Regions from separate parts of the Mus musculus genome. Here region 2 is linked to region 1. A link is a loop called in an ENCODE intact Hi-C map of the cell type or tissue named here. Cell type or tissue: gastrocnemius. All regions are shown on one strand. Links, peaks and the distances in the headings refer to the core of each region. The heading gives the core; the rest is flanking DNA.

The links. Hi-C counts contacts between places; a loop is a spot of excess contacts. Peaks named below come from ENCODE experiments on the same cell type or tissue, not always from the same donor. Only the 100,000 strongest peaks of a DNase experiment are listed, where the experiment ranks them.
Region 2: it touches region 1 in a loop (2.4-fold over the local background); 2 of 42 quality-filtered maps call a loop at or near these places.

Annotation. Positions count from the first base shown.
Region 1 is chr4:150,960,395-150,971,985 of GRCm38, reverse strand. It overlaps Gm23405 (a small nuclear RNA gene), which reads right to left and starts at 7,251; the gene lies at 7,093-7,251. Gm30120 (a long non-coding RNA gene) reads left to right here. Exons shown (of 4, transcript XR_390979.2): 2 at 841-912; 3 at 3,400-3,563; 4 at 4,357-6,399. In gastrocnemius, for the core only: CTCF peaks have their summits at 5,238 (motif pointing left), 6,618 (motif pointing right) and 7,244 (motif pointing left); DNase peaks (open chromatin) are centred at 5,235, 6,619, 7,203 and 9,562; H3K4me3 peaks cover 596 bases; H3K27ac peaks cover 343 bases.
Region 2 is chr4:151,031,638-151,043,228 of GRCm38, reverse strand. It overlaps Per3 (period circadian clock 3), which reads left to right. Exons shown (of 21, transcript NM_011067.3): 3 at 438-553; 4 at 1,756-1,957; 5 at 5,292-5,340; 6 at 9,233-9,372; 7 at 11,238-11,316. Among named protein-coding and RNA genes, the nearest start is that of Per3, 7.2 kb to the left of the region's middle. In gastrocnemius, for the core only: no CTCF peak of the experiment used is centred there; no DNase peak of the experiment used is centred there; H3K27ac peaks cover 383 bases.

The DNA.
Region 1 (11,591 bases), core at 1,818-9,817:
ATCACAGCTGATTCTTCAGCCCCAGCTAACCAGAACCACTGAATCTTCACAATCAAAATAGCAATGGTCCTGAAAAGAGTCTTTAATCTTCCCTTTGAAACTTCACAAGCCAGGCCTCCATCTTCTGCACTGTTGGAAACATTATCTTCCAAGCTCCTACACAACATCCCACAGAGCTCTTAACACTGAATGGACCTGCTAGCCCAAAGTTCCAAAGTCCTTCCACAATCCTCCCCAAAAGATGGTCAGGTTGTCACAGGAATACCCCACTTCTGGTACCAATTTGTCTTAGTCAGGGTTTCTATTCCTGCACAAACATCATGACCAAGAAGCAGTTGGGGAGGAAAGGGCTTATTCAGCTTATACTTTGCACACTGCTCTTTATCACCAAAGGAAGTCAGGACTGGAACTCAAGCAGGTCAGGAAGCAGGAGCTGATGCAGAGGCCATGGAGGGATGTTCCTTACTGGCTTGCTTCCCCTGGCTTGCTCAACCTGCTCTCTTATAAAACCTAAGACTACCAGCCCAGGGATGGTCCCGCCCACAACCCCCAGAGGCTGTTCCCTATATAATCCAGACATTTTAGTTACCTACCCTCTCTGCCTCTTTTGCACCTTTGGCTTCTGGCTCTGTACTTGGCTCTCCTCTCTCCCTGCCCCCCCCCACGTGCTTCAGGGTCAAGACCACTCCTCTAGACTCTCCCAGATGTGTCTGCCTCTGGCTATGCTCTCCCAGGTGTCTATAATAAATTTTCCCTCCACCATACGTAGGAACGGGCATGTCCTTTTATTTTTTTTTCCTTTTTATTTATTTATTTTCATCCAATGTCATGTGTGTGCAGGTGCCCACCCAGAACAGAAAAGGATGCCGAGTCTCCTGGAGCTGGAATTACAGTCACTGTAAGCTGCTCTCGGTGAGTCCTCTTCAGGAGCAACAAATGCTCTTATTTTCTAAGCCATCATTTCAACCCTGTCTCCTACTTAAACAACAACAACAAAATAACAAAAGAGACAGGTTCTTGCTGTGTAGCCCAGGTTGGCCCCACACTCCCAACCTTCCCGACTTAACCTCCTGAATGCTGAGATTATAGGTGTGTACCACCATGCTTAGATGGAACATGCTCTCTTGCAGAGCCAGGTCTTTCTGTGCAGTCGTCTACAAGGATAATCATGTAGACAAGATAAAAACAGGAGCTAAGTCTGTAGCACACTCAGAGATCACAGGAAAAATGATCAAGGTCACTGAGAAATAGTGTTGGTGCTCCAGGGTATGCTTGACAATTGATTGATTGATTGATTGATTGATTGAGACACTGCAGGATGAATTTAGGCTTCTCAACAGCAGGGGATCATCTGTTGAAGGTCTGAACTCTGAACTGCTTTTCAGAATCTCTCTTTCTCTCTTTTTTTTTGGGGGGGGGGGTGGGTCAAGACAGGGTTTCTCTGTATAGCCCCGGCTGTCCTGGAACTCACTTTGTAGACCAGGCTGGCCTCGAACTAAGAAATCTGCCTACCTCTGCCTTCCAAGTGCTGGGATTAAAGGTGTGCGACACCACGCCCGTCTTCTCTCTCTTTTTTTAAAGATGTATTTAATGTATATGAGTGCACTGTAGCTGTCTTCAGACACACCAGAAGAGGGCATCGGATCCCATTACAGATGGTTGTGAGCCACCATGTGGTTGCTGGGAATTGAACTCAGGACCTCTGGAAGAGCAGCCTGTGCTCTTAACCACTGAGCCATCTCTCCAACCCCTCTACATAAGTTTTTACTCATTTACTTTTACTTTATGTGTATGTTTGTGAGACTGCTTGAGTTTATGTACACCACGTGTGTATGAGGAGGCTGTGGAGGCCAGAAGAGGGTGTCGGATCCCCTTGGATCTGGAGTCAAGTGTGCTGTGAGCCCAGCTCCTCTGCAAGAGCAACCAGTGCTCCTAACAACTGAGCCATCTCACCACCTTCCTAAGCTGCTATTTTTAATGGGATTTTTTTCCCATTCATATCATTGTGTTGTGCTTGATTTAGAAAGACCAAGGTTTCTAAATGTTTGTTGTTCCTATCAAAACATTTAAACGACATTTTAATTAATTTTAGCGTGTGTGTGTTGGGGGGGGGGCGGGGTGAATACCACAGTGTGCATATGGATTTCAGGGGACAGCTTGCAGGAGTTGTGGGTTCCGGGGGACCTGACTCAGCTTGTCAAGTACCCAGGTACCCACGGATGTCTCGCTGGGTGACAGGTACCCATGGAGCCCTTTGAATGACCCTTTGCTGTGTCAAGACAGTGTCACTGTGCAGGCCTGGCCCACCCTGGAACTGACTGTGTAGATCAGCTGGGCGAGGCTCACTGTTGCCTGCACACCTTAGATGTTGTGATGACTGATCAGATGCTAACACACACACCTCTGGCAGGTTTGCATGTAGAGAAATGTGTTTAAATCAGGCCTACAGTGACAATGTTCTTGTTTTAAGACAAGATTTTTTTTTAACTACACTGCTTTTGTGTTTGTGTGTGTGTGTGTTCATGTGTGTGAGCATGTGCACATGAATGTCATGGTACAAATGTGGAGGCCAAGGGACAATTTGCAGGAGTTAGTTCCCTCCTCCTGTGTGGGTCCTGGGGATCAAACTCAGGTTCTCGGTAGCCCAGGCTGGCCTCTAACTTACTGGGTAGCCGAGGAGTCACCCTGAGCTTCTCCTCCAAGCGCAGGGCTCCCAGTTCTCCACCACACCTGATTCTAATGCAGTGCTGATCTTCGCACAGGTGAGGCCAGCACAAAGGCAATGAGCTATGTGTCATCCCCAGCCCTGTGTTGACTGTGTGTGGGCAGTGAGCCTCGCCCCTTTCTATCCCTTAGAAGTGACAGGGAAGAAGTGAGTCAGAGTTGACCACAGGGCAGGAAGCTCAGGATAGACCGTATCAGAAAGTGAAGGCTTCAGGGATGCAATGCCTGTTACAATCACTAACTGGTCAATCATCGTTAATTCAAAGGTAACCACCATCTGACACGGTTAAAACTGGGAAACAGCTCTTGCAAAGGAGAGACAAGAGTTTGTATTGTCCAATCTGTTTCATTTGCAAAAATCACTAGTTTGCTTAAGAATTTCAGATCTGAGGGACTGGAGAGGTGGCTCTGCAGTTGAAAAGCACTGGCTGCTCTTGTAGAGGACCAGGGTTTGGCTCCCAGCATCCACACAGCAACACATCCACTGCCTGATACTCTAGCTCCGGGGTGGGGTGGGGGGATCTGATGCCCTCTTCTGGCCTGCATGGGCACCAGCACACGGGTGCATGTGTACACACGCAAAGAGACGCATAAAATAAAACTTTAAAAAAAAAATAATTTCAGAAGCAATTAGATTAACATGGCAGTAAGTAGACTGCTCCCTCTACTTTCCAGGCCTGCCTGTACCCCACGGAAGTTGGAACATATTGGAATAACTGCACCCATGGCTGTCAAGGACTACCTGGGCCTCTGGACTAACATGGCAGGAATTGTAACTTCTTCCTCAGCTTTCTCAACGGCAGTTTTATTTATGCATTTCCTTTCTTCAGTCTGTTTTGGTAAATTATGCTTTTCCTAGAAGATTGTAATAGGTTTTCACCAGCGCGATAGGCCAGATCAGATCACCGTAAAAGTAAATAGGTGCACGTTTATTGGGCGCAGCTCCTGGGTGGGTTCGCAGGTCCCAGAGAACAGAGCCAGGGAAACCACGAGCCCAGGCTAAGGCCAGGGGGTTTATAGATCTCGGGCGATGATGTATCAGCCAGGAGCCGGAACTGTGCCCAAATATAGTCAAAAGCTGATCGCTTACACGGGTGGGCTGGCAGATTGCATCAGCTGCTGGAAATGCGGAACTGAGATTTGGGGGCCTTTTGGGGGGGGGTATCCGAGACAGGGTTTCTCTGTGCAGCCCTGGCTGTCCTGGAACTCACTCTGGAGACCAGGTTGGCCTCGAACTCAGAAATTCACCTGCCTCTGCCTCCCAAGTGCTGGGACTAAAGGCGTGCGCCACCACACCCGCCTTTGGGGCCCTTCTTTTGTTCAGAGTTTTTCAGTGTGCGAGGGTTTGGGCGGAGATTAGACGGGGCTCCCCAGGCCACGCAGGGGTGAGCAGTGGACTCCAAGCTCCAACCAAACAGCTTGATCATTTTTTTCCTAGCAGGAATCTCTTCCTAGAAATCGTGTGTGTATGTGTGTGTGTGTGTGTGTGTGTGTGTGTGTGTGTGTGTGTTTATGTGTATGTGTTTACATGTATATGTGTATGTAGAGGTGCCTGTGGAGGACAGAGGACAAACTTGAGTGTCGTTCTGCCCTCCACGTTGATTCCTTGAGATGAATTCTCTTTCTGGCTAGGCTGGCTGGCCGTCAAGCGCCATGGAGCCAACTGCTCTCCATCTCCCCGTGCTAGAATTGCGTCTGCGCAGTAGGTCACCCAGCCTCTTGACGTTGGCTCTGGGCTCGAACTGGAGTTCTCCGGCCATCATTTTTCCACAGTGAGCATCTCACCAACGGAGTCTTCATCTAACCATTGTTCCTGGGTTTTTGAGACACAGTCTGGACACATAGTTCGGGCTAGCTTAGAACTCAATGCTGAGACCAGGTTGGCGTCAAACTTGGAACAGTCCTCCTGCCTTAGCCTCGGGAATGCTAGGGTTATAAGCACATACCAGCAGGCTTGGCTCTAGCAATTTCTTGGAACATGGTGAGATTTCAGGCTACATTAACTACATGGAGCTTGGATCTGAAACAGCCCGTGGGAGTGCCGCCGTGAGATGGGTTCCATCCCCAGGACTGCATACACCCTGTGTGGTGGAGGCAGGAGGATCAGGAGTTCAGAATTAGGCTGATCTACATAATGAGCCTGGGTTACATGAGACCATCTCTCAAAAACCAAACAAAGCCACGTGTCATGCATGCTTTAGAATGGTCTTAGTTACTTAAATTGCTGTCTCTAATTTTCATTCTCTGCCCAAGACCATGTTTTCTTCTGATGGGCTGATTGCACGTGGTTAGGAACTTCCTGGTTCCGTCTAATTGAGACCAAGTTAACATCTGAGGGTATAGACCCTGGCCAACAGTGTGATCTCCTTAGTCCCCAGAAGATGACCATCATTTTCCCTTCTTGTCTGCAAGAAGACAGGTGATAATTAAATGACTCCTGGCACCTCTTCATCCTGGAGTCTCCCTGGTCCCAGGTAGCCACCCACACAATGGTGGTGTCTACCGCCCTCTTGTGGCGGAGGGAGTTTTTGTTCTTTCCAGTTTCTCATCTGACAAAAAGTTCCAACAGCAGGGTGGCAGAAGTGAGTGGGTGAGTGTGGGTGTCAAATATTTACATCTGAGCATCGCGCTAAGTGACATTAGGGGTAAATGCGGAGGAGGATCCAGAGACCCCGGTAAGCTGAACACCTTTAAGCAAGATCCAGGTTGCCAAATGAGGTGGGTTTGGCCAAATGCTGCTTGTTTTCTAATGTTAATTTGGGTCCCCAAAACTGCAAGTAGTGTCTGTAAGTAGCTTCTGGGAACCTGCCCCCAATGGAATCTGACTGTTAAATAAAAATGCCAACAGCCAAGCTGGGGAGGACAGACAGAGGTCGGGTATTTTTAATTTCCTGGGGCTTGGGACAGACGGAGAAGGGTAGCTACCATGTGAAGGAGCCGGGAGAGTGTGGCCAGAGAGGATTGCCCAGCTGGGTCCAGGGCAGCGAAGAGAGAACAGAGATTATTGGCACGTGGAGGTTAGGCAGTGGCCCAGCTATTGAGCTACTTAAGGCCTATCAAAATATAAAGGCTGTGTGGGGGGAGGGGGAGGAATGTCTTTCTTTGGGGAACATATATCATTGAGGCGGGTGGTGAGCCTGCCACTGGGACTTATTAATTAATTATTTAATTCAACAGCCAAACAACCAGAGACCTGTTTCAGCGTGTTGAAGAGCCCAGATGCAGATCTCAACAGAGAGTTACCCACGTGTCATCTGTCATCGGAGATGCTCTGTACAGATATGCCCAAAACAAATATGGTGCTCACGACTGAAGACCGGGCTTTTCTGGTTTTGTGATTTGAGAGACTTTGGGATCCTAGAATGAAGGTCTTCTGGTATTTATATTGGAATATGGTTTTTTGTTGCTTTTGCTACTGTTCAAGTTTTACGACTTGTTTTCATTTATGTATGCATTTGTGTAGAAAGCATACCAAGTGTATGCAGATGCCTGCAGTAGCCAGAAGAGGGCGTCAGATCCCTGGAGCTGGAGTTACAGGTGAGCCACCAAGCATGGGTGCTTGGTTCCTCTGCAAGAGCACTATGCACTCTCGACTGCGGTTCTAGTGGATATATTTTTTAAATCATCATCATCAAAGCTGGGCAGTGGCGGCGCACGCCTTTAATCCCAGCACTCGGGAGGCAGAGGCAGGCGGATTTCTGAGTTCGAGGCCAGCCTGGTCTACAGAGTGAGTTCCAGGATAGCCAGGTCTATACAGAGAAACCCTGTCTCGAAAACAAACAAACAAACAAACATCATCATCGTCAACATCATCATTATTATTTAGTAGTGGTGTTACGGTATTTTTGACTACATGCGTCTCTGAACCACATTGTGCAGTCCCCAGGCAGGCCACAAGAGGGCATCAGATCCCTTGGAACTAGAGACCTATGAGCCACCATGTAGATCAGCCCTTTTCAACCTGTGGGTCGTGACTGTACAGCCCTTTCACAGGGTCGCCTAAGATTCTCAGAAAACACAGATATTCACATAACGATTCATAACAGTATCAAAATTACAGTTGTGAAATAGCCACAAAAGTTATTTTATGGTTGAGGGTCACCATGACATGAGGGACTAAAGAGTCCCAGCATGAGGGAGATTGCGAACCGCTGATACAGATGCTGGGAACTGAAGGCGAGCCCTCAGTCAGAGCACCAAGTGCTTGTACTCAGTAAGCGACCTCTCCAGCCCCGGAAAGGAGACCATGTGACTGCTGAGAGCAGAGCCCACGCCCTCAGCCAAAGCAGCAAGTGTTCTCAACAGCTGAACTGTCCTCCAGTCTCTACTGTAAACTTTTATTATGTGCGGTTTTTAGAGATCTCCTTTAGGAGGGTGTGGGAACGCAGCCCCCACTACCACAGATTACGCAGTTAATTTCCCACGTGTGGGGGGGATCTCGGGGGTCAGCACATCCGAGGGCAGCGGAGGAGCCTCACACCGGGAAACCACCTTGTGGTCATGGTGTGCCCCCTGCTGGGTGACTACGGATAAGCTTGCCCGACATATACAGTAAAGACATGTGCGTGTGATTCGTGTTTAACTCTGTTCACCCCAGAAGAATTCTGATTACTGCTATTTATTACTTAGTCTTAAATTCATACAGCATGCAGTATTTTTTTTTAATTAAAGCACAGAAAAACAGTTTAAAGAAAAATCTAGTGGGCTGATAGTGAAGCCCAACTGCTGAGCACCTTGGCGAGAGCCTGGTGCACAGCTCAAACTCAACTCTAGGTGTTGCTGTGGAGGGCTTTTCCACAGTGCTTATCCTTATTTTTATTATTATTATTATTATTATTATTATTATTATTATTATATTATTATTATTATTATTACTTATTCACTTTGCATTCTGCTCACTGCCCCATCCTTGTCATCCCCTCCCAATTTTTCTCCCCTCCCTCTCCCTCCTTCCCCTCTCCTCTGGGAAGGTGGGGGTCTCCCTAGGTATCCCCCCACCTGGCATATCAAGTTTCTGCAGGGCTAGGCACATCTTCTCCTACAGAGGCCAGACAGGGCAGCCCAGCTAGAAGAACATATCCCACAGACAGGCAACAGCTTTAGGATAGCCCTCGTACCAGTTGTTCGGGACCCACCCACATAACCCAAGCTGAACATCTGCTACCTATGTGTGGGGAGGCCTAGGTTCAGCCCATGTATGCTCTTTGGTTAGTGGTTCAGTCTCTGAGAGCCCTAAGGGTTAGTTGACTCTGTTGGCCTTCCTGAGGAGTTCCAATCCCTATTCCCTTAGAGGCTGCAATCCTTTCTCCTCTTCTTTCATAAGAGTCGCCAAGCTCCACCCACTGTTTGGCTGTGGGTCTCTGCATCAGTCTAAGTCAGCTGCTGGGTGGAGCCTCTCAGGAGAGCCTTTCCTAGACTCCTGTCTGAAAGCATAACAGAGCATCACTAATAGTGTCAGGGATCGGTGCTTGCTCATGGGATGGGTCTGAAGTTGGGGCCAGTTATTGGTTGGCTATTCCCTTCAGTCTCTGCCCCATCTTTGTCCCTGCATTTCTTGTAGACAGGATACATTTGGGGTCAAAAGTTTTGTGGGTAGGTTGGTGTTCCTACCAATCCATTGAGGTTCCTGCCTGGCTATAAGAGGTACCCTCTTCCAGTTCTATATCCCTCATGCTGTGAGCCACAACTAAGGCCACCCCCATTGATTCTTGGATACCTACTTAATAACCCCAGGTCTCTGTCTCTTCCTGGAGATGCCCCCACCCCTGTCAGTTGCAGAATTCCATTCATTCTCCTGGCTATCTGACCATCTCTCCAGTCCCTCCCCAAACTTGATCCCGAACACCCCCATTCCCATCCCCTCTACCACCCAGTCCCCTCCCTCCATCTGCCTCCTATGACTATTTTATTCCCCCTTCTAGGTGAGAGTCAAGCTTCCTCACTGGGCCTTCCTTCTTGTTTAGCTTCTTAGGGTCTGTGGAATGTAGCGTGGGTATCCTGTACTTTATGGCTAATCTCCACTTATCAGTGAGTACATACCATGCTTGTGCTTAGGGGACTGGGCAGGGAGATGCAAGTCAAAACAACTCTGAGATTCCATCCTACACCAGTCAGAATGGCTGAGATCAAAAACTCAAGTGATACATGCTGGTGAGGATGTGGACCAAGGGGACACTCCTCTATTGCTGATGGAGTGCGAACTTGTACAAACACTTCGGAAATCATTTGGCAGTTTTACAGAAAACTTGGAATATTTCTACTTTAAGATCCAGCTATACCACTCCTGGGCGTATACCCAAAAGATGCCCCGCCATCTCACAAAGACACTTGCTCCACCATGTTCATAGTAGCTTTATTTGTAATTGAAGTGGAAATCTAAGGGTTCTTTGGAAAGTCAGTTGGATGGTGTTTAGCTGAAGCAGACGCAGGAGAGAGGATGTTCTACTAAAGCAAGCATGTGAAAGGACACGTGATGAAGGATTCTTTGCTAACAACACGCAGGTGTTGGTCTACCTTTCGTTGCATAGTTGAGCTGCATTTGTCGGAACTCCATAGACAGAAATGCACCAAAAAACTTCTGGTAGTGTGCTGCAGTTTCTTGCTGCTTCCCCAGACTCCAGCTGATGGGCAGAGGATGTCAGCTGAGACAGTGCTTGTGCTGAGGCAAGACGTGTGAAGGGCACGTGATGTTTGGAGGGAGTGTAAACAGGACTCGACAGTGACAGAGGCTGAGCCAGGCTTGCTTATAGAGTTAGCTGTGCAACACTTGTGGGTCTCCAGTCTTCCCTGATCTTTGCTTCCCTGATTGAGGCACAGCCAAGAACTTTTTCTGGCTTTCCTCCAGGTCTCTCCTGATGACTCGTGCCAAGGCTGAGGCCTGGCTGTCTCTGCTAGGTAGTGCCACAGCTGCTGATTCATGCTTGCTATCCCAACTCTTGTTCTTGAATTGGTTCTAACGCTTCTTGTGTTAATTCAGCTCCCAAAATTACATGGGAACCCGAATGTCTACCTGTAAAACTCTGGGAATTCCTGCCCTCAGTTGGCTTTGATTGGTAAATAAAGTTGCCGGCGGCTAATGGCTGGGCGGGGAGACAGAGGCAGGACTATTTAGGTTCCCTGGCAAGGAACACAGGGGAGGAAGAATAGTCACCATGCCAAGAAAGGAATAAGATGCAGGCTTGAGAGCTGCAGAAGGCAGTACCAGCCAGGGAAGTCGGCCCCAGTACACACACACACACACACACACACACACACACACACACACACCATTGGGTCTAGGGTAGCAAAGATGGAATATAGATTTTAGTAATAACTCAGGGGTGTCAGAGGGGAGGCATTAGCAATGTGGAAGTTTGGGAGTGGCCCAGCCATTACAATGTTTAAGACATATTAAAATAGAAGGGTGTGTGTGTGTGTGTGTGTGTGTGTGTGTGTGTGTGTGTGTTTTATTAGAGAATCCAGAGCACCAGGAGCAGGTGGTGAGGTGTGCCGCTGCAGGGGAGATTAGAGCAGATTAATCAACTACCGATACACAATGCTACCAAACTGGACTATTGGTGTATCTATGAAGTGTTTGCGAGTGGATCAAGCTGCTGCTGCTGACCTGTGAACTGAACTGCCGATTTCCAGACAACACAGATGGGAGCTGTTCCAAAGAACCATTTCTAAACAGGTCCACTTCCACCATATCCTTTCTTTCCCACTACCTCTGGTGGGAGATGGGCTACAAGGGAGGCTAAAGCGTTTGAGAACCATCATTAAAAATAGGGCCTGGGAGTCTGCCACTAGCAGCCTTCACATGAAGATGTAGAACTCTCAGCTCTGCCTACATCGTGCCTGTCTAGATGGGTGCCCTACTCCCACCTTGATGATGAGGGACTGACCTCTGAACCTTGGTAAACAGAACCTGGAGGAGCTACTGACAATCATCTCAAGTGGATTGATGAGAAGAGACTCTACCAGACCCGTCAGGCTGGCCGGATTCTCAGAAAAGGAGGCATGGGCTTCTGTGACCTTTTACACTCTGTCAGGATCTTTCAATGCCAGTACCATGGGATGATCACCAAGAACAGCAGCAGCAATGGAGTGGATCAACCTGAGTTTAGAGTGCTACAGAGGGCAGAGCTGGAGAAGTGACACCAGCCCTTTGGAGGAGCCCAGAAGATCATGTGTGGATCCCAGACATTGAAACAGGAAGTTGTAACTTTGAAGTTGCCTTGGAGACCCCAAGACTTTGGAGATGCCAGAGCCAGGAGCTATCTGCTAAGGAAACCTGTTAACAGAGTGGAACCGGCCCAGGAGACAGAAGTTTGTTGCCGACAACAAAGGTGAAAAAAATAGTTGGAGATTTGAAAACTGCTTTAATATCAGACAGAGAGATGCAGAGTTTGTAGTTTGCCCAGTTGGTTTGGTTTCCTGTCTTGCTTTGGGGATTACAATTTAGTGACTGGATAGATCTCATAAGAAACTTTGAAATTTTAACATTGTTGATACTACTATAGATTATGGGGACTTGGGAAGTTGGACTAAATGTACTTTTTTAGTATGGTATGTTTAGGTATGGCCTCCATAGACTCGTATGTTTGAACAATCCTATGGGAGACAGGGAGTGGAATGTTATGGGTTGTATATGCTGCTCAGGGAGTGGCACTATTAGAAGGTGTGGCCCAGTTAGAGTAGGTATGGCCTTGTTGGAGTAGATATGTCACTGTGGGCATGGGCTTTGAGACCCTCATCCTAGCTGCCTGGAAGTCAGTATTCTAGAAGCCTTCAGATGAAGATGTAGAACTCTCAGCTACTCCTGCACCATGCTTGCCTGGATGCTGCCATGCTCGCACTTTGAGAATAATGGGCTTAACCTCTGAACC
Region 2 (11,591 bases), core at 2,402-10,401, 71 kb before region 1:
ACACTTTGGAAATGCAGTTGTAGTATATACAAAATAGACTAAATCAAAGAACAAATGTTTTTCCTTCCCCCAGCAGAAACCGCTTTGCTCAGTCTGTGATCAATAGTTTGTGAATTCTAGTGTTTCCTCCATTAAAAAAATATATGTGTGTATCTGGACTTTGATTTTATTAACTAGCTTTAGAACTTCTAGTGAATCTTGCTCCTTGTAACCCAGAGCAGGCAGGATTCATAAAACTCATAGTCTTGAGTTTGCATACCTAACCTTGCATTCCTAACCATATCCTTGATGCAAACAAAAAAATCACCTGGTTTTGAGGGAAACCCACGTAAGGGATCGTCATCTAAGGAAATACACCAACCTTAGCGTGCTGAGAAATGACTTCTTAAAGATACGCTTGTCACCACTCTGTGTGTCTATCTCCCTGTCTTTCTTAGCAAACAGTGACTTTTTCCAGAGTCTCGGTCCACGCGGAGCACACCAGGCAGATGTGACTGTATACAGTCTTGAGGACCTCACCGCTCTGGCTTCTGAACATACTTCTAAGAACACAGTAAGATTTAATGAGTTTTGCCATCTCCACCTGGTGACTCTTCCTAGGGACCTTTTCTGGGTGTTAAAATAGTCACTGGAAGTTTCACTTGCTGAGGGAAAAAAAAAAGGGTGAAAGTTCTAAAAAGGTACTATGAGGTCTCCTGCCCATACCAGAGATCCTGTCTGAAGGTAGACGCGACCCCTGGCCCCTTGTGCTGTATCATAGTTTCCTGTGCTTAGCCAGCAGGTAATGCCCTCCCCCTCAGCATCCCCTGTTCTCTCACAGAAAAAGAAAAAAAAAAAAAAAAAAAAAGCAACAAGCAAAACGTGGCAGAGTAATTTCCTGCATCGTATTCTAATCTCCAAATTGTTACTTTCTATTTATATCATTCTTAGTTCCAATACCTACTTCCTCAAGTTGTAACCACTGGACTTTGTAGTACAGGTGAGTTGAGATGTCATTTCTGTAGTGACATTTTAGAAGAGAAATTTAGTGGTATATTTATATTTTTAATCTCTTCTTGTTGACAGAGTAATTAAGCCTCATAGTGTGTTGATGGTGGAGATTCCCTTCATTTGGTATTTAGACTCCAACATCATCATAACTTAATGATTTTTTATAGTTCTACAACAGGAGTTGTGTAGTGTTACATAATAGAGCCTGTTCTGCTAACATGCACAGTGATGTGGTAGGTGTTTAAAGAGCAAGTTTTAAGAAAACATTCGCCCTCTAAAATCTTCGCAGTCCGTCTAGACAGGGAAACAAGTCCGTGCTAGGAAGCACAATGGCTGGTTACAAATGAACTTAGTGGCTAATAAAACAGGTCTGAGATGCAATTCTTATGTAATGGGGTCTGTCAGGGGCAGCTTTGTGGAGGAGGAGTGCTTGAGCTTGGGCTTTAAGCGCAGAGTCTGCTGACAAGAAGACAGTCCCTCCTGGTGGGGAGCGCAGTTTGCAGAAAAGTGTGTGCACTCTGTATATATTTAGTCTGCATGGAAGCTGGTGTGGGCTTTCTGGCATAGAGATTAGACTTTTAGGAAGCATGGTAGGCTTTTTATAGTAGTTGTTAAGGAGCATGCTGGAGAAAACTAGGAAGCTTTTTATCTTTACAAGTGTGTGCGTGTTGGGTGTATGTGTCGTGATAGAAATCCTGAAGAACCTGACTTTGCAGAGGCGTTGTCTGTGAGTTCTTCCGTGTCTGTTTTAAATATTTCCTGCAGGATACCTTCGCGGCCGTGTTTTCGTTTCTGTCTGGAAGGTTAGTGCACATTTCTGAGCAGGCTGCTTTGATCCTGAATTCTAAGAGGGGTTTCCTCAAGAGCGTGCACTTTGTCGACCTGCTTGCCCCTCAAGACGTGAGGGCGTTCTACGCGCACACTGCTCCAACTCAGCTTCCTTTCTGGAACAACTGGACCCAAAGAGGTATGAGACCAATGTTGCTTGAGTGGCTTGCACTAAGATCGGGTTGTTCTCTCGGAAATAGAACAGACGTTAACATGTTACTTTCAACATATAATCCATGTCATTTCCCTTATTTATTTATTTAGTTTATGTAGTTATTTATTTTATTTCTTTGGTGTTGGTTTGTTTTTTGAGATAAGGTTTTCTGTGTAGCCAAGGCTGTCCTGGAACTTGCATTGTAGACCAGGCTGGCCTCAAACTCTGCGATGTGCCCATCTCTGCCTGAGTGTGGATTTCAAGACACGTACCACAGCTATAGGCTTTCTTCTTCTTTTTTAAAAAAGCACAGCAAAATAGTATTTTTATCATTTAATAACTAACAGACCAATGCATTTCTTTTTACTTAGTGAGATTTCACATACTCTGTATGAAAAATAGCTTTGGTTGGTACAGGATCTCTTCCCTCTGAATTAGAAAGACATACTTTCTTCTTGTGTTGACTCCATGATGTCTTTGTCTAATAGATGTGACTTTATAGGTAAGATTCTGAGAGCTCGGATTCCCTTTTTCTGGCCCCTGAAAGTTCATGGATCCAGTAACTTGGTTGCCTTGAGAATTGTTGGTTTACTTGAACAGATCTGCCTGGCCACAGTTTTCTCTGTGACATTCTGTCCGTGTGATTTTCTTTTTAAAGTCGCTCGTTGCTCCTTACATTGTTTGTGAATCATCTCTTAAAGAGCTCAGTATATACCACGTGCATCGGCCTTTTCTTATATTTCAGTCTCTTTTCTCTGTTGTCTGTTTGTTGTAGCCCAGGCTATCCTCAACCTTGCCTTACAGCCAATATGCCTTAAACTCTGATCTTCCTACCTCTACTCCCCGAGTGATGAGATTACAGGCAGATACCACCAAACCATCGTTAGCAGTGCTGGAGATTGAGCCTAGGGTTTCATGAGGCTAGGCAAGCATTCTGCGGACTGAACTATATCCCCAGCATCACTTCATCTGCTTTAAAAGATTTTTTTATATATGTATGGGTGTTTTGCCTGCTTAAATGTCTGTGCACCACATGGGTTTCAGGGCCCATGGAAGCCATAAGAGGGGATTAGATTCCCCCTAGAACTAGAGTTATAGATGGTTGTTAACATGTACGTGCAGGGGATTGAATCTGGGCCCTTTAGAAGAACCATTTACCAGCGTCTTTATCATTACGGCTTCTCCCTAGCTCTCCTGTACTTACTTTTTTAAAGCTATTCCGTTTATTCTGTTAGAGAGAGGTGAGCACAGCAGCTCATCCCCGCACGCTGGAGGATGAGGCGGGATGGGACCTGAAGGCCATTGTCATCCACATAGTGAAAACCCCCCAAAAAGTGTAGCACAAGATTTACCATCTCCTGTCATGCTTAAGTCCAGGGATTCGAGGAATGGGAGAATGAGAAACAGACCGTTGCGTTGTCATCTCTCAGCCGCTACTTTCCTGGTTTTTACAATTTAATACTCAACCCAGTCTCCTTTTGTCTAACTGTATTCTCTCTCTCCTTTCCCATCCTAAGAAATCCTAGTATTGCTTACCTTCCTTTCCTGAATGCCCATTCTCAACCTTCAGTTGTCTGTGTTTGGCTTTCTCATTTCATTAATCACCCATTCTAAAAACACTCCATGATAACGTGGGGCCAGGAACTGTTCTAGGTGCTAGGATGCTAGATGTGCTTGCCGTCTCTTTTTGGGTTTTGTTTTGTTTTGTTTTTTCTTTAACAGTGCTTGCACCTTCATCCTTTCTGCTCTCTGCTGGTTAGTCGTTGCTATGATATCTTCATTCCATCTAAAACTTTAACATACGCTGAAATGATCACTCCTGCCATGCAGACACAGTATACATCAGTTTACCTCGGATACTGTGCTTCCGCTGTGTCCATCTCAGGTTCAAGCTTCAACCGAGAGCAGTTAATAAGCTCCAGGCCCGTTGTAGCTGTAACCGGCACTCACCTGCCTCAGGCTCTCCCTGTGAGGAAGGGGACACAGGGTGCTATTTACTCCGCAGTCCGTTTGCTCATGTCTTAGAACACGCTTCCGTCAGTGTCAGTTATATAGACCTCGCGGGAGGATCTGAGGCTTCTTTGTTTTGTTTTGTTTTTTTCAAGACAGGGCTTCTCTGTGTAGCCCTGGCTGTCCTGGAACTCACTCTGTAGACCAGGCTGGCCTCGAACTCAGAAATCCGCCTGCCTCTGCCTCCCGAGTGCTGGGATTAAAGGTGTGTGCCACCACGCCTGGCCTGATGCTTCTTAAGAACTCATTTCCACAAGCAAGAACTCACACATTCTCAGCTTGTTGAGCACCTTCTGAGCTTGTGTCCCCTGAGCTCACAGAGTCCAGCTCATGGTTCTGCAGTGGCTTGTGGTGAACATGGAAGCCTGATGTAATGTGTAAGTGGTGTGAGCAAGAGGCAGTTTTCTGATTCTTCAGATGACCCTTAGAAGTGCAGGGACATAGCCCTGTGCAGTATTTTGGATCCTGGGATTCTCACTGGTTATGTTCATAAAGATGTATGTATTTTAACAGTTTCCCATAGTTCAGTAGCTTAGGTCTTTTTACTGAAACGTTTGGGCAAAAGGTTCCTCATTTGACTCTAAAATACATTTACCTTGCTGGGCAGTGGTGACACCTTTAATCCCAGCACTTGGGAGGCAGAGGCAGGTGGATTTTTGAGTTCGAGGCCAGCCTGGTCTACAGAGTGAGTTCCAGGACAGCCAGGGCAACACAGAAACCTTGTCTCCAAAAAACAAAACAAAAACAAAACAAAAACAAAAAAACAAAAAAAAAAAAACCAACGTTTACCTTTGGGCTGTCACTATGTATTTAAGAAAGGCCGGTGGGCTGTCACTATGTATTTAAGAAAGGCCGGTGAGAACCGCTGGCCTGAGTGGCCTGAGGGAGAGAAAACATGAGGCCGCAGAGGATTGGCCTAGCCCTCTAGAGATGACATCAGCAGTACCTGAGAGTCATAGAGGATCATACATGGAAAAATTGTAAAAAAAAAAATTGTAGGAAAAATTCCCCAAGGTTAGACCTAAAGTGGAGGAAAACAATCACATTTACACGTCAGAGAACTGGGATCTGAAAATACTCCAGATTTCCCCAGCTATTACAGTGGGCCAGACTGCAGGCCCCAAAGTAGTGCCGTCAGGTCATCACAGTGACGTTAGAAATAGCACATGTGCTTGCTGTGAGGGACAGGTGTGGGCACATGAAGGAAAGTCCAGTCGGACTCTCCCGGGAGCACTTGAGGGTCAGGACTGCGTCACTGGGGAGCCACCCCAGGAGGGACAGGGCGATCGTCACCTCTCTCTCTTTCTAGCCTCGCAGTATGAATGTGCACCAGCGAAACCCTTTTTCTGCAGAATCTGGTAAGTAAACCACAGAGGCTCAAAATGTGGCTCAGTCTCTAATTTCTATTCAACCTTTACGGTGGTTCCTTTGTATTCAGCTAGATTCTGTTTTAGATACAACAACAAAACCTCTTGAGTGTTGCTATGTGAATTTGTGAATTTAGACAAAAAATAAAAACACTGAAAGATAATCGCCGGCCCTATGCCATCAGAGCCCATGGTTTGAAGTAAACTACAGCAAGCGTACTTCAGGCCCTGTTTTGTTTGCTTGCTTTTTGCTTTTCAGTTCAGTCACATTTAAATTAATTTATAAGATTTCCTCATGCTTACTTCTCAGTTTTTAGAATTTTTAATAGTAGGGCTTAAAAAAAAAGTGATCTAGAAGAAAACTGACCACACTTTAACAGGAATTGATTTCTTGTAGGCAGTTGTCACCCACTTCTCTACTGCGGTGTTGTTTTCATACGGAAAACTTTGTTTGTTTTGTTTGTTTGTTTGTTTGTTTGTTTTTGAGAGTCGTTCTCTCTGTGTAGTCCTGGGACTCACTCTGTAGATGATCAGCCTGGCCTCAAACAGAGATCCGCCTGCCTCTGCCTCTGCCTCTGCCTCCCCGGGGCTGGAATTAAAGGTGTGTGCCACCATTCCCGGCAAGAAAAAACATTTTACAGTGTCACAGTTATTTAATATCAGTATTGAAGGTAGTAACTACTCCAGATGGTTACAGGAGGAAAAATGTTTATAATGCAGATAACCAGAGAGGCCATAAAATTGAGCTAACAGTATTTGTATGCATAGGGAGGAGGGAATCACCTAACAGCAACAACAGTCACCAGGTGGGAGGGGCCTGCCCGTCTACTGAACACTCCTGAAAGGCAGTGAGTGACATGTGCATTGTTACAGTGAATACTGTCAGGTCCTACTCAATCAAAGCAATAGTTTTCTCCCCGGGTGTTGGGATAACATTTTTTTACATTGTGTGAAAGGTGTGTCTCTGTATTGAGAGCTAAGTGCTGGCAGGATATTGGTACTGTCATTTCTTTGGCGCATCGGTGACCTTATAGTTGTAAACCGCTGTCCTTCCATACCTGCTTATGTATGTGAAGGTCAGACAGCCTCCTATGCCGAGAGGCAATCTAGAGTCCTATCAGATATTGTCTCGCTGCTGATTGGTTGTAGTAAAGAGCTGCTGACCAATAGTGGTGCAGGAAGTAAAGAGGGGGCCGTCACTGTGAGAAGAAAACAGAAGTGGGGAGAGGTAGGACTGGGGGTGTTCAGAGAGGACATGGAGCAAATGGACCAGAATAAAGCAGAGAAAGGTATAAAGCTAGCCATGTGGCGGGTTATGTGTAAGATAGTCAAGTTAGATGGGAGATTGTTCAAGCAAAAGGCTTAAGTTAAACTGTGTAGAAGTCTCATGTCATTATTTATACCGCTGCTGGGTCCGGAAAGTCCCGCTATATCTTGTACTTAAATTTTGGAAGCAGGAAACCAATAATACATAAATGTAAGTGTGCCCACTGACAAAAAATTCTGGACAAGGGAAAAACTGCTATTTTATGCAGAGTCATTTTGTCTGTTTTCTATTGTTGTAACAGAGTATCTAAGAGTGGGTGGGTTGTAAGGGAAAAGTTACTCATTTTGGCTCACAGTTGGAGAGTTCACAGTTGGAGAACATAAAGCCAGAGTCTGCAGGCATCTGGTAATGGCCTCATGACAAAAGTCAAACAGGCATGGTCAAAAAGGCAGAGGGAGCCAGACACCACAGCAGCCAGCTCTCACCAGGGCAAACCCACTCGACAGAAACTGCATTACTGCCTTCCTGAGAGTAGTGCTCCCACATAGTGCTCCCATGACCTCCCAGGAGCCTTGCTTTGCTCTCAGTACTACATGGCACCCGAAGCTAGCACATCCACACTGTGATAGTGATGAAAGAAGCCCTCTTTGAGGGATCCCAGCTACTGCCAGAGACCTGAGGAAGGTAGGGTAAGGCAGGCAAGTGTAAGGAAGTCCCTGAGGAAGTGTGTTCCATGTGGTAGGAGCAGAGATGCACTGGGGTGGACCCTGACTGTCAAAGGGGAAGGAGGAAGAGGGCAGATGAGAAAGCAGGGACCAAACCACAGGGAACGTCACTTTCAGAAACAAGTGTTTTGTTGAGATTGATTATCTCTAACCCTTTTCCTTAGGACTTGTTAACCTAACAAAAGCAGAGAAAATAATACTGCAAACCCATGTGTTCTGATTGGCCAACCCGGTGCCACCTGCACCTCCTCCAGTTCTTCCCCATCTGCTTCCTCATCCCAGACCTCAAACATCCCCTCCATTAGTGCTTTAGAGTGTGCTTCTAAAAGACGGAGTTACCGTTCACTTTTATCATGATGAAGTTGCTCACCTTTGAGCAGTAGGTGGCCGCGCTGCCCCTGTAACAGTACCCACATGATCCTTGGCAGCCTCCTCTGCTCTAGTCATGAGGCATCCCGGACTGAACAGAGACTTTGTTACCCCAGACTCAAAAGTTGTCACTTCTCCAGGAGTCCCCTGTTCCAGGGAAAGGGAAACAGCACTGCCTCTGAGACCCAGTCTAGGCAAGGGGACAGTCCTCATTGCAGGGCCGCCAGTGTTTGCAGGACTTTCCAGCGGACAGAAATAGGGGTTCATTTATTAGGAAGGCATACTTTGCATTGGAAAGGACTGTGGGATGCTATGTAGAGAGACATGCTTTGAAAGACCCACAGCCAGAGAGAGCACCGACCGGCTTGGGTTGTAAGACCAGGCTGATGAGGTGGTGGAAGAGAACTATTTGGATGCTTCTCCAGGATTTATTAATGGGTTAGAACTGGGGCATGATACACAGGGAGTAAGAGATGGCAGTAGGAATCTTGGGTGCAGATAATTGAGGCCCAGGAGCACAGAGCAAAAGCACCTTCTTGGAAAGGTGCTTAGCTGTGTCTGGGCTAATCTGAGGTCTACACTGAGACTGTGTGAGAACCTGTTCTACTTAGAGGTACAGGTCAGCAGTTAATATCTGGGGCAAATGTCTATAAATGGCTTAGAACCCTTGGCCTGAAGGAGTCCTTACAGCAGTTGGAGGGAAGCTGGACAGATAAAAGCATGAACTCTTGTCTGGTTAGAGGAAGGCCCTCATTCAAATGACTGAAGTAGGAAGCAGGCCCATAGAGGTGAGGGAGCTGCCACACAGTGGATGGCTCTGGAGTTCTGCTGGCCTTGGGAGTAGGGGTTACTAATGTAGATTACTTTAGGAGAGAGGCTTGGTTGCAAATAAAGAGGAAAGGGGCTCACATTTGAACATGAAGACTCTGCAGGATGGTGGCATGTCCCCCTAGCAACAGAGTAGACACCGTTTTTGCTCGTCCTCAGAGCTGTCATTGGTGAGAACTGAGAAGGGACCAGGCTCTGTTCCAGAGGTTAGGTTGGGCAGCTGAGTCCTAACGCCCCCTTTTCCCAGCCAGGCATTTTGCAGGACAGTGCTTGCAGCAGCCAAGGAAGTAACTGAAGAAGCTTTGACTGTCCATTCTTTCAAAGGGGGAAGAGGGGTACCTTAGAGTCATGTGACCACACGGGACCCCATTTTCTATTTAGTAGTGCTTGGTGTGCTTCACGGAAGAAGAGTAAAAGATGGGAGTTTGGGGCACAGCCATGAGCCAGTTGTGGGGTGATCAACAGTGATATAAACAGCTCTCCTGAAACTTCTTACACAGTGAAGAGAGGGTGGGTGTGTACCTGCCCAGGGGAGACTGAGATTTCCAGCTACTTCCCTTTAGGAAAACAGACACCTCTAAACGTTTTAGATTGGGGTCTTTCTGTCTTGGGAGTTACTGTGGAGCATTCAGCAGCCTGTCTGCAGTGGGCTGAGTGCACCCGGACACACACTAATCACCTTTGCTCTCTTCAGTGGAGGTGGAGACAGAGAGAAGAGGCATTACTCCCCATTCCGGATCCTCCCCTATTTGGTTCATGTACATAGCTCTGCCCAGCCAGAACCAGAGCCTTGCTGTCTAACACTGGTTGAAAAGATTCACTCTGGTTACGAAGGTAAGTCAGGAAGTACGCCCTGCTCTCTGTAAGATGCAGAATGCCGGTGTTTAACAGCAGTGTGGAGATAGCAGCGTCTGTAGGTCTAGGACAGAAGACTGCTTCCGTTTCCAGTCTGGGTCATAGGCTCGGGAAGCATGTAGCTGGTGTGTGCTAACCTTGTCTTCTGTGCAGTTATCCCTGCCGGTGTGGCCTCCCGGGCTGTGGAGATCCTCACACTCAGATAGACACGCAGTACTTTATTCCCATCTCTGTTGGTGACCTGTTCTATGGCCTTTTATATCTGTCATGTATGAAACAATAGCACTAAAATCATTACATGAAAAGGCCACAAGAATGGTTGAGTTTGCCGGAAGCACATGTTCTAGGGACTGAGGCATGTGTGCCCTGGGCAACATATCAAGTTCAAAGATAGCCTGGAATACCTGTCTCACCGACAGCTGGAGGTATACCACAGTGGTAGAATGCTTGTCTGGCTGTGTAACCGCAAGGCCCTGGGGTTGATCCTGGGCAGTTGGTGGAGGGGGCAAGACATTATATTATAGAAGTGTTTGGAAACTTCCAGAAATTTCAGTATATATATTCAGTAAACAGAAATACATTTCTAAACTTATAAATAGCAGCAGCTTCCATCTTAATACTTAAAATCATAGTTGGTTCTTATAAGACATGATATGTGCTTTTCTACAAATTACCACCCTGTTCAAAAGCCCCCATAAAAACGTAGGACCATGGTGAGAATTAGTTCAGGGGCACAGTGATCAAAAAAGATTAATTATATTTAAAAAAAAAAAAAAGGACAAGGGGCTAAAATAGCTCAGCAGTTGAGAACACTGACTGCACTTCAGTGGACATGGGTTCAGTTCTCAGCACACACATGGTAGCTCACAGCGGTCTGTAACTATAGTCTAAGGTAGCTCATAACCTGTTTGGCCTCCTCCTATATGTGAAGGACAAACACCTATGCACATAAATGTATTTTTAAGGGAATAATAAAAACTATAGATTTACATACCAAACCAGTGGTTCTCAACCTGTGGGTCATGACCCCTCTGAGAGTTGAACTACATTTTCATAGGGGTTGCTTGTCAGACATCCTGCATGTCAGATATTTACATACAGTTCATAACAGTAGCAAAATTAGTTATGAAGTAGCAATGGAAATAACTGTATGGTTGGGGTCATCACAACATGAGGAACTGTATTTACGGGTCTCAGCATTATGAAGGTTGAGAACCACTGTGTTAAACGATAAGAAAAACCCCCAACAGTACTGTAACTGTGGCCTGGGATGAAGCACTGTAGCTGCAGCAGTCGAAGTGTGTGCATGCTGTGTGATCCTGGTTACCTCCAAGCAGTGGGGCTTTGATGTATTCACTTAAGTGTCTTGCAGCTGAAAGCATGCGCAAGTGACTGAGGTAAGCCATGTTTCCGTGCATGTTTAGAGCAGAGCTTGCTGGCTTAGAGATACCAGTTTTATCATGTAACACTGCTTCTGAGCCACTTGGAGAGCTGGCCACCATCGCGTGTGCGTGCGTGTCCAGAGTATGCGTGTCCAGAGCTTCCCTAGCTCCAGCTCTGACTGGGAGCAGTAAGGATGAAGAAACCACCTGTTTAAGGTGCAGCAGTCTTTCTGTATGTAAAAGTAACCAGAGTGTAGCCATGTAGGTTGACCTCATTTAAATCACATTAGGAATGGAATATCTAATTGTGTTGTAGCTTTGACCCCAGACCAGTCAGTCCTCTGAGTTAGATTTCTGCCATTTCATATGGGGTTTTTTCCCTCCTTGTATGTTCAGTAGCTAGTTGGGTAGATGGTTAATTGGATGTTTGAGCCTTAATCAGTTTTTCTCCTTTTTTAATAGCTCCTCGAATCCCTGTAGATAAAAGAATTTTTACCACAACACACACTCCAGGATGTGTGTTTCTTGAAGTAGATGAAAGGTAAATACTTTATTGGGTCTAAAAGAGATTTGTTTCTGAAGACAAACCAAGGTACTTAACTTACTAGAGGTCTGAGCTATGTGTGTGTTATGTGCTGTCGTGTACCCTGTGACAGACTATGAGGTTGCCTGCATGGCTCCGGCTGGTTACAGTCCAGCTTAGATTGAGTCCTCTTAAGTATATTTCAAGTTACGTTTATGGGTTCGTTTGTTTGTGTGTGTGTGTGTGTGTGTGTGTGTGTGTGTGTGTGTGTGTGTGTGTGTGTTTGCCATGCA